Linked DNA regions of Homo sapiens: region 1 is linked to region 2. Evidence: chromatin loops called from intact Hi-C (ENCODE). Cell type or tissue: gastrocnemius medialis. All regions are shown on one strand. Links, peaks and the distances in the headings refer to the core of each region. The heading gives the core; the rest is flanking DNA. Region 1 has its middle 16 kb from the start of RBSN. Region 2 has its middle 23 kb from the start of METTL6.

The links. Peaks named below come from ENCODE experiments on the same cell type or tissue, not always from the same donor. Only the 100,000 strongest peaks of a DNase experiment are listed, where the experiment ranks them.
Region 1: it touches region 2 in a loop (4-fold over the local background); 41 of 110 quality-filtered maps call a loop at or near these places.

The regions. Positions count from the first base shown.
Region 1 is chr3:15,111,256-15,118,813 of GRCh38, reverse strand. No RefSeq gene overlaps it. Among named protein-coding and RNA genes, the nearest start is that of RBSN, 16 kb to the right of the region's middle. In gastrocnemius medialis, for the core only: no CTCF peak of the experiment used is centred there; a DNase peak (open chromatin) is centred at 3,843.
Region 2 is chr3:15,400,844-15,408,401 of GRCh38, reverse strand. It overlaps a transcript of METTL6 not described here. Among named protein-coding and RNA genes, the nearest start is that of METTL6, 23 kb to the left of the region's middle. In gastrocnemius medialis, for the core only: a CTCF peak has its summit at 2,767 (motif pointing right); no DNase peak of the experiment used is centred there.

The sequences.
Region 1 (7,558 bases), core at 1,719-6,718, 290 kb after region 2:
CCCCCTGCTGGCGGGAGGAGCCGCGCGCTCGCGCTCAGGTGGGATTTGCTCCCGGACTCGGGGTCTCAACGTGCCGGAAAGGTTGGTTGCTCCAGGCTGAGTAAGAACAGTGAACAGGAAGAGGCTATTTAAAGCAGGCGGCTGGGAGCATAGGCTCAGGACGCAGGCAGAAGACGATGCCCCAAATTCTGATCCTCAAAGTGCCACCCAGGCCCAAACAAAAATAGGAGCGGAAGACAGCGGCCAGACACCACGGGGGCGCGGAGAAGGCTCTTATTAAAATGTCTAATGCACTTGGTGATATTCCTGTTTTATCCCTGATTGAAGTCTTACGGTCCCCACACATGGTCTTCTGCTCATGAAGGTGAAGGTCATTCATAGCACAGTAATTAATTCATTCAGCAAATAATTCCTGGGCCCAACCCCGTGCAGGGCACTGAGGGATAATAACAAAAAGCGTAATAGCTCACATTTATAAGGTCCTATGCAGCACTCTAGAAAGTAATGAAGAAAATAATAGGCTGGGTGCGGTAGCTCATGCCTATAATCCCAGCACTTTGGGAGGCTGATGGGTGGATTGCCTAGGCCTAGGAGTTGGTGATCAGCCTGGGCAACATAAGGATACACCGTCTCTACAAAAAATAAAATTAGAAAAAAATTTAGCTGGGCATGATGGTGCACGCCTGTGGTCCCAACTACTCTAAGGCTGAGGTGGGATCGTTTGAGCCCAGGAGGTCGAGGCTGCAGTGAGCCATGATTGCACCACTGCTACAGCCTGGGTGACAGAGACTTTGTCTCAAAAAATAAACCAAAAAAAAAAAAAAAGAAGAACAGAAAATACTAATAGCTCACACATTTATTGAGTGCCAAGCGCTGTTCTATGTGCTTTGCACCTATTAACTCTTTTAATCCTTATGCAATAAGAGGAAGGTTCTTATTATTACCATTTTGTAGGTGAGGAAACTGATACACAGAGAAGGCAAATAACTTACTCAAGTTCTCACAGCTGGGATGTGGTTGATGCATGGATGACTAAAACAGGGCTCCGTCCTTGGAGAAGCCCACAGTCTAATTGGGGTGACAGACCTGGGACATATATATATGTAATTGAGGACTCACAAGGGATGAAGTGTCATCTCTGTCTGGGAGGGTTAGAGCAGAGCAGACCCTTTGAAATGGGAATTTGTCAGGCTCAGAGGAGATAGGAGAAGAGGGAAGGGCACACTAGGCAGAGGAATGGCAGGTGCATAGGTAGGGTGGCAGAAAAGTGGCACAGCTTCTGCCATAAATAGAACACAGTCTGATTAGAATGAGGGAAAGACACCATCAGTGCTAGAAACCTGTGTCTGGAACTGACCATGAATGGCACTCAGCCCAAGGCTCTGTGAAGTGCGCCTAGGGTCTCGAACTCAAGGGTCACACTTCTGAGAAATGACAGCATGCTTTCAGGGAAAGGGAAGGAGAACTGGGTGTTCTCTGTGTCTGCTTTGCCATGAGGCAGGGTCCAGCGGGGAAGAGGACCCTGGAGGCACCACGTGGCTGGCTCCTGCCCTGTTCCTCCTATCAGCTTGTGCCAGAGGAACAACTAGCTTTCCAGATGACCCATGTCCAGCCTAGGGCCTGCTCCTGCTACACACTAGTGTGGGGAAAAGAGAATGTGAAAGCCTGTCAGTCAGGAGGACCAAGGCTTCCATCCTGGCCCCACAAGTCCCTTACACTCTCCAAACATCAGCTTCCTGATGTGTAAATTGGTGACTAACAGCCACCTTGCAGGGTTATCATTTTAGTTAGAATAGAGCTAGGTATTGGTGGTATACTGAGCACAAAAATGGCCCAGTCTCTATCATGGGCTGAGTCGTGCCCCACCCCCCATTCCTATGGTGAAGCCATAACCCTCAGTACCTCAGAATGTGACTGTATTTGGAGACAGGGTCTTTAAACAGGTGATTAAGTTAAAACAAAGTCATTAGGGAGGGCCCTGATCCTTATAGGAAGAGGGAATTAGGACACACACACACAGAGGGAAAAACACGTAAAGACACAAGGCAAAGACCGCCAAGGAGAGAGGCCTTGGAAGAAACCTACCCTGCTAACACGTTGATCTTGGACTTTCAGCCTCCAGAAGTGTGAGGAAATAAATGTCTGCTGTTTAAGCCACCCAGTCTGTGGTACATTGTCATGGCAGCCTAGCAAACCCTCTGCCTCTTTTAGTTCCTTCCAGAAAGAGGTGGGTCTATTTCTCCTTGAATCTAGGCTGGACTTGGGAGTTGCCAGTAAAAGGCTGGAATGCAGCAGAAGTGATAATGTGACAGTATGAGCTTAGGCCTCAAGTGACCTCTTGTGCTTCTGCTTGTTATCTTTTTGTGAATAAGCCTGGGCCAGCCTGCTGGCAGTTGACAGAGCACATGGAGGAGAACTCATTTATCCTGGTTCAGGCCATTCTAGACCAGTCAGCCCCAGAATAGGTGAGAGAGCTTTGCTAAGACCCGCAGGGCTGCCCCTGCCCTCAGTCCACAGCCAATCTCAGATGCACGAGAAAGCCCAGCCAAGGCCAGAAGAACTGCCCAGCTGATCTGTGAACTAAGAAAAGTAAATGCTTATTGTTGAAAGTCAGTAAGTTTAGGGATGTTTGTTACACAGCAATAGCCAACTCTGCAGCTCTGTAACAAGTGACTCCCCTCCTGAAACCAGCCTCCTAACTCTCAGCCCATGTGGGCCAGTGCCTAGCACAGGAGGCCTCTCTCTCTTCCCAGAAGATACCCTGTGCACAGTGATTTTGAGGAGCTTATCAGAGATGGGCACAGGAGCTTTAGAGAAGAAAGAAGGCTCTGCAGAGATGAGAGGCCAGTGGGGGTGTGGGAGGCTGCACAAAGACAGGGCCTAGCTGGGTTTTAAATCTGGATTAGATGGCAAATGTTGTAGCATTTGGATTAAGACAATTATCTGAGGCTGGGCACAGTAGCTCACACCTGTAATCCCAGCACTATGGGAGGCTGAGGCGGGTGGATCACCTGAGGTCGGGAGTTCGAGACCAGTCTGACCAACATGGAGAATCTCCATTTCTACTAAAAAAATACAAAATTAGCCAGGCGTAGTGGCGCATGCCTGTAATCCCAGCTACTTGGGAGGCTGAGCAGGAGAATCGCTTGAACCCGGGAGGCGGAGGTTGCAGTGAGCCGAGATCGCGCCACTGCACTCTAGCCTGGGCAACAAGAGCGAAACTCCATCTCGGAAAAAAAAAAAAGAAAAGAAAAGAAAAGAGAAAAAGAAAATTACCTGAAATAGACTGAGACCAGGGAGGGTGGGTCCCCCAGGACACGGAGATGTTATGTAGAAAGAGAATTGTATGCCACTGAGAAAAAAGCAATAGCTGTCCACTACAACACCAAGAATGTTGGGGACGTGAGAAGGAGCACCCAGTGAAGAGTAGGTGGGATTTGACTACCCGCAAAGGCAGTGGGAAAGGAGCCCTAACGTGTAGGGAAAACCCTGGCCTCTCCCAGATGCTTTTTCACGTCTTTCATCATTTTTAGCGTCTTATGATCCTTGCAAGTTCGCTGTGTTTAGCCATACTGGGTTGATCTGTTGGGCAGGAAAGTACTAGGCAGAAACCTAACCCTAAAGATACGCTAGGACAGCTTGTGTTCTCATGACTGAGAGAAAGAGAGAGGTGTGGAGGGAGCAGAGAAAGAGAGCAAGAGAGAGAGAGAGAGAGAGAGAGAGAGGAAGGGAGGAGCTGAGGCCATGAGATTTTCTTTTTTAATCCAGGGGGATCTTCTCCCTGGGCTGGTGACACTAGGTATCAACTGGGTTACACACTGTGGGTATTTGGATGGAGCCTCTCACACCAGCTTGCTAAACTTGGTAACCTGACAGCCTGACAAAGGCTCAGCCAGAGGTTTTCACGGAGTTTGGAACTCACTTTGTAATAGGATCATTTGCCTGACATACAGCAAGTCAGTATACCAAGACCAGGGATTGCAGCAGAGAAAGAGCTTAATAATTGTGGGTAACCAAACAAGGAGACAGGAGGAAACCTCAAATCTGCCTCCCCAAAGAATTTAGGACTAGGGATTTTAAGGGGTTTGGAGTGGGCCAAAGTGGGGAGGTCGTTGATTGGTCGAAGAGTGCAGGGTGAAGTCTTGGGACAGGGAGATGAAGAAACTGCATTCTCATGCTGATCCCGTTCCTCTGTGGGGGTCTTCATGCTGGCTGTCCTCTGCCACTCTGCTGGAATTTGCGCACTGAAGAACATCTTAAGCAATTCTTAAATAAAAGCCTTATGATTCTAACCTCAGTGGTCCTACTTATAGGAACAATGGGTTTGCAAATGGTCAGTGTCTAGTGTTAACATGACTTTTGGTTCCAAAGAAGTGGGCCAAAGCGCAGCCTGATTAACACTTAATTATAAACTATATTTCTGCCCAGAACCCAGCATGTGATGCTTGTTATCCCTGTAAGGATGGTTTCAACCTGAGAAAGAATTTCAGGCAGGGATGGCCAGCTGTCCACCAGAGATGTATGCTTCTCTTCCTGGTGTAGGCTGTTAAAGGGATGTGGCTGCCAAGCCAGGGGCTGCACTTCCCAGCCCTCCCTGCATCTGGGAGGGACTGTGTGACTGGTTCTTACCAATGAAGGTGAGAGAGAGTGATGAGTTGCTTCCGCTCAAATGGATGAGAAGTGGAGGTACTTTCTCCATTCTCTCTTCTTCCATCTATTGGCTGGACACCAACTCCCACGTGACCTTGGAAGCTCCATATTGAAAATGACAGTGGCTTTATTGTGAATGAATGACTTCATGGAGAGAGGTCTCCTCTGCCTTCCCCCTCGAACCCCCCTCCCTGCCAGGGACACCAGCATTGGCCATTACTCTGTGAGGTGTGGGCTGTTATCATCCCCATTTTACAGAACTGGAAATGGATGCTGAGAGATTAATCAACTTGCCTGAGATTGCACATTCACTCATTGAGCCTTCAATAAATGTTTGTTGAGGGCCCATTATGTGCCAGCACAGATTTAGGCAATGGGTGGCCAGGTGCTATTGCTGTGCTAGTCCTTGTGTATATAGCCCCCATTGTTACTGCGTATATTTGCAGGTAGGAGTGGCTTAATGGTCCGATAAAATCCATCTGTGAGCAGATGTTAAAGGTGTCAGGTTTCACATTCCTCAGTTAGCTATAGCCTTTTACATTCGATGTCATGCCATCCTTTGATTTCCATCTGATGGCCACCTATACAGTGAGTGTGTGCCTAAATGTCCTTTTTCTTTATGTAATTATAGGAGTGTTTGTGGAGTGTAAGCTGCTTCCGGTGTCCGTTTAATTTTAAAGCCATCTCCCGGTTTTAGTAGCTATTGAGGGTCCCTTGGTATCTCCCACTCCTGTCTGATTTCCTCCTGAGTTGTAGAGGTGGTAATGAATGTCTCCACGAGCTTTCTGGATTTCTGTGTTGCTTTAACTTGGGTATGTTTTGTGTGTCACTGGTTATGTTTCCTGTTAATGCCTCTACTTGATCCCTAAATTTTGTGGTCACTGAATTATCTTTTTGGTGTACTCATACATTAATACCTTAATTTTGTTTTATGATTTATATAGTTCTTCCCAGTAAGGTTTGGACCGCATGTTCTTACCATTAATTTAAAAGTTATTTTGTGTTGGGCACGGTGGCTCACGCCTGTAATCCCAGCACTTTGAGAGGCCGAGGTGGGTGGATTACCGGAGGTCAGGAGTTCGAGACCAGCCTGGCCAACATGGTGAAACCCCATCTCTACTAAAAATATAAAAATTAGCCGGGCGTGGTGGCGGGCGCCTGCAATCCCAGCTACTTTGGAAGCTGAGGCAGGAGAATTGCTTGAACCCAGGAGGTGGAGGTTGCAGTGAGCTGAGATCGCACCATTGCTCTTCAGCCTGAGCAACAAGAGGGAGACTCCAACTCAAAAAAAAAAATTTATTTTGTTTCCATTTGTGTGAACATAGGGCTATGCCATACGGAACTGTCCATGAGTTTGTAAAAATGTATATTTTTTTTATTTTCTGACACTGTCTTACTACTAGGACAAAAGCAATCAAGTCTGCATGCTGTACAGAGGGTGATATACCTGCCTCCTTTGGGATCCTTTGGTCCTGGGATCTGAGTGCTCTGCTGGCCTTGAATCACAAAGGCTGATCCTTCTGTAAACCAGGTGCTGGGCAAGACATTAGACCAGACTGGGCCACATTTACCTATATTGGCAGGGATTGTCCCTGTCCTCAAAATAAACTCCAGCAAGTCTGTTTCAGTCTTGTGAATGTCCTCAGTGAGGAGGCCTGGTTTACCCTTAAAGCCGGTGTCTTGACCCTAGATGTACCATTTCCATGTGAGCAGCTTTGGATCAATTTGGATACCTGTCAGTTCCTCAGGGCTCAGTTTTATCCTGTAAAGGAGAAGCATATGGCATGTAATTGTAACATTGTTGTTGCCAATCAGAGGCTCAGTGTTTTGAGGGTTTCATATGTAAGCCATATGTATTTTTCAAATGGTCTGTATTTGTTGTTAGAGTATGGGAATTTTGTTGTCCAAATCTGACCAGTAAGAAGGATGTAGAATCTGGTTTCCTTGTCTATAATGACTGTGTTCCATATTCATCACTCATCAGAATTCCTGACTTAAGTAGTGAATCTGGAGTTGGGTGATGCCGTGTTTGGAATGTGGCGATGTAGTCTTTGAGTGTTTCAAGTGCTTGTGTCTGTTCACTTCCCCATGTGAAGTCTCAGGATGTCCTGGTTATCTTATAATTGGTTTCAGGATGATGTTTAAGTAAGGCGTACGCTGCCTCCAGGACCCAAATAAACCTGTTCATCTTGGTGCTTCCTGTGTGTTGTTTGGCACCTTAAGGGATTTTATTTTATTCTTGAGACAGAGCCTGGCTCTGTCGCCCAGGCTAGAGTGCAATGACGTGATCTTGGTTCACCTCAACCTCCGCCTCCCGGTTCAAGCGATTCTCCCACCTCAGCATCCCAAGTAGCTGAGATTACAGATGTGCACCACCACAACCGGCTAATTTTTTTGTATTTTTTGTGGAGATGGGATTTGGCCATGTTGCACAGGCTGGTCTCAAACTCCCAGGCCCAAGCGACCTGCCCACTTTGACCTCCTAAAGTGTTAGGAATACAGGTGTGAGCCATTGCACCCAGCCAAGGACTTTTATTTTATCTATCACTGTGATCAGGATTGTTCTTCTTTCCAGTGACCATTGTACTACTAAAAATTTGCAATCGGTGTCTGGGCCTATGGTTTTATCTGTATGAATGGTCTATCCCAGTGATCTTAAGTGTTTTATTAATTGGGAATTTTTTTGCTTAAGTTTTTCCTGGTCATCGTTTACCATTATAATGTCATCTATGTATGATATTTTTAGTGATACATATTTTAATTGATCTATGTGTGATGATGAAATGAAGTGAGCTATTACTGAATTATTTAATTATCTTTGCAGTAATCTTTTAAATTGGGTATTTTTTGCCTTCCCAAGTAAAGGAGCTATTTTCCTGACTTTTTTTGTTTATTGGTATGGCAAAGA
Region 2 (7,558 bases), core at 839-5,838:
TACATATATATGGCACGTGAGTATCATTTCCCTCAGTCCTCATTTTTTGAACATAGAAGCTTAACATACATACAGAAAAGTGCACAAATCATAAGTATTTAGCTCACTGACATCACAGAGTGAACATACCTGTATGACGCGTCCAGCATGACTGGCACCCCAGAACCCACGCCACCCCTGTGTCTCGTTCCAGTCACTGTCCCCACAAGGATATCCTCTATTCTGAAGTCTAACACCAGAGAGTAGTTTTTCTTCTATTTTTAAAATTCTCCCCAAAAAAGTTTAAGGACAACTTACAAAAATACAAAAATTACACGATTTTAAGTAGGGAAATTGGGCTAAAGGAAAATAAAAGTTGAGGCCAGGAAAATAATCTTATCCACACAAACTGCATTACAGCAGGTCTTATACACTTAAGGATAAATAACAGATTTTGCTTCCTAGTTGTCAGTGTAAAGAAGGAAACAAGATCAAGTTCAGACTCCATGCGATAAACCTGAGGCAGCTACCCCTAATCTGGAGATCTAAGGAACCTTTCCCTCTAGTTCCCATAAAGAGAACACTACAACATGGCAAACTTAACAGTTTTACCAATAATAAACACAAGTATCAAAGCATTGTTTCTGATAATATAGCTTAACATAGATATAACCCCCAAAGGACTAGTCAAATAAGTGGATGAAGAGGACTGAAAGGGGCTGGTCTAGATGGGTTTAGAATCCCTAGAAGACTAACGGGCTGTTGGTCCTTCGGTCAGTTTTCCATCAATAGTGTTCTCAGTGGAGGGTTTGATGTGAATCTAGGAACCAGGAGGTCTAGGTTATTGTCCCTTAGAAGGGTAGCTATTGGGCAGACCATCCGGCCAAGAGACAAGTAAGAATGACTTCAGAGAAAGCAAAACAGGTTGATGAAGTCGTCTTCCTTTGCCAGTGGTTGGCTGGGCATATACCTGTGAATGGGGCCAACAGTTTCCTCCAAACACAACCTGGAGTTGTCTCTACCCACAGGAGTAATTATGCCCCAAATTCTAACCCCCATAAAGCCAGGCTGCAAAAGTTTTCATTTAGAATATTTAAAGGTGAAGCTGGGCATGGTGGCTCATGCTTGTAATCCCAGCACTTTGGGAGGCTGGGGTGGGCAGATCACATGAGGCCAAAAGTTGGAGACCAGCCTGGCCAACATGTTAAAACCCTGTCTCTGCTAAAAATACAAAAATTAGCTGGGCGTGGTGGTGCATGTCTGTAGTCCACTGTAGTCCCAGCTAATTGAGAGGCCGAGGCTCACTTGAACCCGGGAGGTGGAGGTTGCAGTGAGCCCAGGTTGTGCCACTGCACTCCAGCTTGGGTGACAGAGTAAGAGTCTGTCTCAAAAAATAAACAATAAAAACAATATTTAAAGCTGGTTTAATGACATGCCGACCTCTGACACTGAGCAAGTGGCCTCTCATATATTTAAGATACATTAAGATTAACTGCTGGTCGTGGTGGCTCATGCCTGTAATCCCAGCATTTTGGGAGGTTGAGGCAGGTGGATCATCTGAAGTCAGGAGTTCGAGACTAGCTTGGCCAACATGGCAAAATCTTGTCTCTACTAAAAATACAAAAAATTAGCTAGGCATGGTGCCTTTAGTCTCAGCTACTCGAGAAGCTGAGGCAGGAACCTGGGAGGTGGCGGTTGCAGTGAGCCAAGATCATGCCATTGCACTGTAGCCTGGGCAACAGAGTGAGACTCCATCTCTCTCTCTCTCTCTCTCTCTCTCTCTCTCTCTCTCTATATATATATATATATATATATATATATATATATATATATATAACTGTTTGTTTTTTTTTTTTCATGGCTGGGTCAGGGTTGGAAGTGGGCCCAGGCAGCTGCCAACTTTAAGATATGTTGATTGTAAAATGTACTTCTTGTTAAATTAATGAGGTGACCCAGTCCATCAGTATTTTAACTATGAGCCAGTAGATTGGTTCACAAGCATATTAAAGGCCAAACCTAAAAATGGCTTCAGTCTCATTGCCTCTAGGTTCTTGTGTTCATTCTCGCTGGACACATTTCCATCAGTGCACCCTAAATTAATACAACAGAGGATCAGGTTCTCCCACGTTTGGGTGCTTAGGGACTAGGAAAGCAAGACCATGGTTGGTTTAGTAGCAAACTGTGTGGAATCATATAGACTACAAAGAGTCAACCAATATTGCCTTGTCTTCACAGCCAGAAAACAGTCGCCGGAAACGTAGTGAGTACTGGCTAACAGTACTATAAAAAATAGTATAAATACTATATTATATTAAAATATCCTATATAGTACTATATGTTTCTTTTGAACTTTTCACATATATTAATACATATAGTATAGTGATGTGTGTGTGCGTGTGTATATATATATACACATACACACACACATACTCCATACAATAGTGCTAATACAATTTTATTACAGGATTTGGAATATGAATAAATGGGTTCAAGTGCAGGACTTACCCAGTACAAACTACCAACTTCTTTGAACTTCAGACTCCACATGTCTAAGACTGAGATCTTAGTACCTAGTACCTGGCAGGGCTGCTGCCAGGATTAAGTGAGATCATTCAGATGGGAGTGCTTGGTTTACTATAAAGTACCAGTCAAGTGTTAGTTATTTCTATTATTTTGTATTTCTCCAGAAAGTATATTGTTAGGTCGAAATGGTAGAGCAGCTCATGAACCAAGTCTTTTTCAAGAAGGTTTAATCTTGGGGTCCTTGTAAGGGCTCGGGATTTGAATGTTGTACCACAAGGTGGTGCTAGACATTAGATGTTTTTATTGGCCTTCTACTCCCATCTTAATTAGTTACATAGTGTTCTTTTTTTATTGTTACTGAAGAGCATGGATTATTACAAATGTTTTCTAGATTAACTTAAAAGCTCATAAGATCAATCCCATCTTAGTTATATAGTGTCCATTTTTTAATTGTCATTGAAGAGCATAGAAAATATTTATTACAAATGTGTTTTCTAGATCAACTTATGAGCTCATAAGATCAATTTTGGCCTCACTGGAGATTAGAAAGCAAGGGTGCTTTTACCTAATGTTCAGTCTACTTTCCCTTCTGAAGGTGTTTACTTTCAGTTAAATCTGGGAAGCATTTTAAGGTAATGTCTGTGATGGGCTCGAAAGGCGTCTGCAAGGCCCCCAGGACACTGGGGAGCATAAATACGTGCTGGACACCAATGAAGGGTCCTAATTTTTTTTTCCTGTGAGTAAATACCCCTTTGTACTTTCCTATCCCCAAATGGTTTTGTGGATTTGCTTTTACTGTTGTTTGGAATTAAGGCCAAAGCAGAGAAGGGTCTGCAGCACAGATAATTGTCTGCCTCACGCAGATATTATTTGTAGCTATCTTTGATAGCATTTGGTTCCCTATTTCACAGTTGTCAACTGAGGAAGGGAAAATTGTGAAATGAGTAAACCAAGACTGTTTTGCAGGGCCATGTTCTCTATTGGGGAGCAGACATTTCTCACAAATTTAAGTAAGTTCTGCTACTGAAACCAAATGTTCTATTAAAAAGAAAATTAGTAGGGCACAGTAGCATATGCCTGTAGTCCCAGCTACTTGGGAAGCTGAGGCAGGAGAATCACTTGAGGCCAGGTGTTCAAGGCTACAGTGCACTATGATCTCACCTGTGAATAAACCAGCCACTGCACTCCAGCCTGAGCAACATAGCAGGACCCTGTCTTTAAAATAAATAAATAAAAATTTAAAAATAAGGGCAGGGCAAGGTGGCTTACACCTGTAATCCCAGCACTTTGGGAGGCCGAGGCAGGCGGATCACCTGAAGTCAGGAGTTCGAGACCAGCCTAGCCAACATGGTGAGGCCCTGTCTCTACTTAAAAAAAAAAAAAAAAAAAATTAGCTGGGCATGATGGTGCGCATCTGTAATCCCAGGTACTCGGGAGGCTGAGGCAGATGAATTGCTTGAACCTGGGAGGCAGAGGTTGCAGTGAGCCTAGATCGCATCACTGTACTCCAGCCTGTGTGACAAGAGCAAAACTCCGTCTCAAATAAATAAGTAAAATAAATCAGATGTTTTTCACTTTTCCTTCCTGTCCTCCTCAAATGTGTGGTATTTCATTAAATTGTGTTCAATGGGTACCAGCTGGATGCAGGGCACTCTGGGGTCACTATGGCTGGAGTGCAGGGTAGGGGTGAAGGGATAGTGGGTGTCAGAGGCATTTGAACCAGAGTAACTCCATTTTGAATAGGGGCTGAGTAGAATGAGGCTGAGACCTGCTGGGCTGCATTCCCAGGAGGTTAAGGCATTCTTAGTCATAGGACGAGATAGGAGGTCAGCATAAGATATAGGTCATAAAAACCATGCTTATAAAGCAGGTTGTAATAAAGAAGCCAGCCAAATCCCAGCAAAACCAAGATGGCGACGAGAGTGACCTCTTGTCATCCTCACTGCTACAGTCCACCAGCCCCATCACAGTTTACAAATGCCATGGCAATGTCAGGAAGTTGCCCTTTATGATCTAAAAAGGGGAGGCATGAATAATCCACCCCTTGTTTAGCATATAATCAAGAAATAACCACAAAAATGGGCAACCAGCAGCCCTTGGGGCTACTCTGTTGAGTGACCATTCTTTATTCATTTACTTTCCTATAAATTTGCTTTCACTTTATGGACTCTGAATTATTTATTTTGCTAGATCCAAGAACCCTCTCTTGGGGTCTGGATTGGGATCCCTTCCCAGTAACATGCGCATGTGCTAGAAGGTAGGGAAACAGCTCCAGTCATATGTTCACTCAGCCAGAGTAAGATAAACTAGGAAAACAAATACACTCAGAAAACCAGGAGAAGGAAAAAGAGGAAGAAACGCTGTGGAAATCGTGAGTGCCATAACTGTCACTGTCATTTGGAAAGAATATTTTCACAGTGGAGGCATTATATTCTCTGGTCTGGGGCATGGCCACGGAGATGAGAACATGACACGTAGCTCCTTGGAGCATGTTGCCAAACATGTCTAGATCTATAAGAAAAATATCAGGACTGGCAAAATGAGACAACTCCTGAAAGAAAGAAACTGCTGACAAAATGGGCAAAATGGTCAATTCTAATTAGAAATAATTATAAATTAAATGAGGCCCAGCATGGTGGCTCATACCTATAATCCCAGCACTTTGGGAGGCTGAAGACAAGAAGATCACTTGAGACCAGGAGTTGGGAGACCAATCTGGGATACATAATGAGACCCCTACAAAAAAATTTTAAAAGCCAGTCATGGTGGCATATTCCTGAAGTCCTGGAACCACCTTTGCAAAATGTAACAGTGAGAAAATTACAACAGTGAAATAAATCTGACCTAACAGACTATATCTTGCTTCTAACCTCCAAGCTATCCTTGTTCATTCCTGAACTAACTTTAGGCTGAACTAACTTTGGGAGGAATTTAGTTTATAGTTTAACTTTGAAATGATGATAACAGCTCTTTCCTGAAATAAACCCTCTTCTTGCCTGGTGCCAGAGTGTCTTTTTAGGACGAATAAATTAGCCACAAGATTCGCAATTCCCCAATTACTCCTGCAATAACATCACTATTGTAGAACCTAAGATTGGCCTTTTGAGGTGTCTTTTCAGGTTTTTGCATTTCTTTTTTTTTTTCTTTTTCTTTTTTTTTTTTTTGAGATGGAATCTCACTCTGTTTCCCAGGCTGGAGTACAGTGGCACCCCATCTCGGCTCACTGCAACCTCCGCCTCCTCGGTTCAAGTGATTCTCCTGTCTCAGACTCCCAAGTAGCTGGGATTACAGGTGTGTGCCACCACGCCTGCTTAATTTTTGTATTTTTAGTGGAGAGGGGGTTTCACCATGTTGGCCAGGCCAATCTCAAACTCCTGACCTCAGGTGATCTGCCCGCCTCAGCTTCCCAGAGTGCTGGGATTACTGGTGTAAGCCACCATGCCCGGCCAGGTTTTTGCATTTCTGACGACTGCCACTCAGACCTGCCAGCTGTTCCTGTGGTCCCCACCCAGGAATCACTTCAGCCCAAGAGGATAGCTTCAACTCCATAAGATCTCATCTCTGACCCAACTAATGGGCACTCCCCATTCCCTAGCCCTGCTGCCCACCAAACTATCCTTGAAAAACCCTAGTCTGAATTTTTGGAGAGACTGTTTTGAGTAATAAAACTCTGGTCTCTCATTCAGCCGTGAATGAAAGTCTCTCCCCAGTGCAGTTTCTCTTGTCTTGACAGATTGGCTCTATCTGGGCAGCAAGCAAAATGAACCATTGTGTTACTGGAAAGAGGTCCCGATCTGGCTCTATCTGGGCAGCAAGCAAAATGAACCCATTGTGTTACTGGAAAGGGGTTCCAATCCAGACCCCAAGAGAGGGTTCTTGGACCTTGTGCAAGAAAGAATTCGGGGCGAGTTCATAGAGTAAAGTGAAAGCAAGTTTATTAGAGAAGTAAAGAAACAAAAGAATGGCTGGCTACTCCATAGGCACAGTAGTGGCATGGGCTGCCCCACTGAGTATACTTATAGTTATTTCTTGATCATATGCTAAATAAGGGGTAGGTTATTCATGAACGTTCTGGAAAAGGGGCGGGCAATTCCTAGAACTAAGGGTTTCTCCCCACTTAAGACCATATAGGGTAACTTCTAGGCATTTGTAAACTCATGGCACTGGTGGGCATGTGTTTTACCATGCTAATACATTATAATTAGTGTATTTTGAGCAGTGAGGATGACCAGAGATCACTTTTATTGCCATCTTGGTTTTGGTGGGTTTTGGCTGGCTTCTTTACCGCAACCAGTCTTATTAGCAGGGACTTTGTGACCTGTTTCTTTTTTTTCTTTCTTTCTTTTTTTTTTTTTTTTTTTTTGGCGTGAACATGGCTCACTGTATCCTTCACCTTTGAGGCTTTGTACATAACATTGTAAAACTGGGCCAGACACAATGGCTCATGCCTGTATTCCCAGCACTTTGGGAGGCTGAGATGGGTGGATCAGCTGAGCCCAGGAATTCGAGACCAGGCTGGACAATATGGTGAAACCCCATTTCTACAGAAAATACAAAACTGGGCTGGGCACGGTGGCTCACGCCTGTAATCCCAGCACTTTGGGAGGCCGAGGCGGGCGGATCACAAGGTCAGGAGATCGAGACCATCCTGGCTAACATGGTAAAACCCCATCTCTACTAAAAATATAAAAAATTAGCCAGGCGTGGTGGTGGGCGCCTGTAGTCCCAGCTACTCAGGAGGCTGAGGCAGGAGAATGGCGTGAACCCGGAAGGTGGAGCTTGCAGTGAGCCAAGATTGCGCCACTGCACTCCAGCCTGGGCGACAGAGTGAGACTCCATCTCAAAAAAAAAAAAGAAGAAAATACAAAACTGATCTGGGTGTGGTGGTGTGTGACTGTAGTCCCAGCTATTCAGGAAGCTGAGGTGGGAGGATCACCTGAGCCTGGGTAGGTTGAGGCTGCAGTGAGCTGATATCCAGCCATTGCACTCCATCACTCCAAAACTGTTCACAAGTATAGTTTCAGTTATGTTTAATGATAAATATTATTAAAGGATA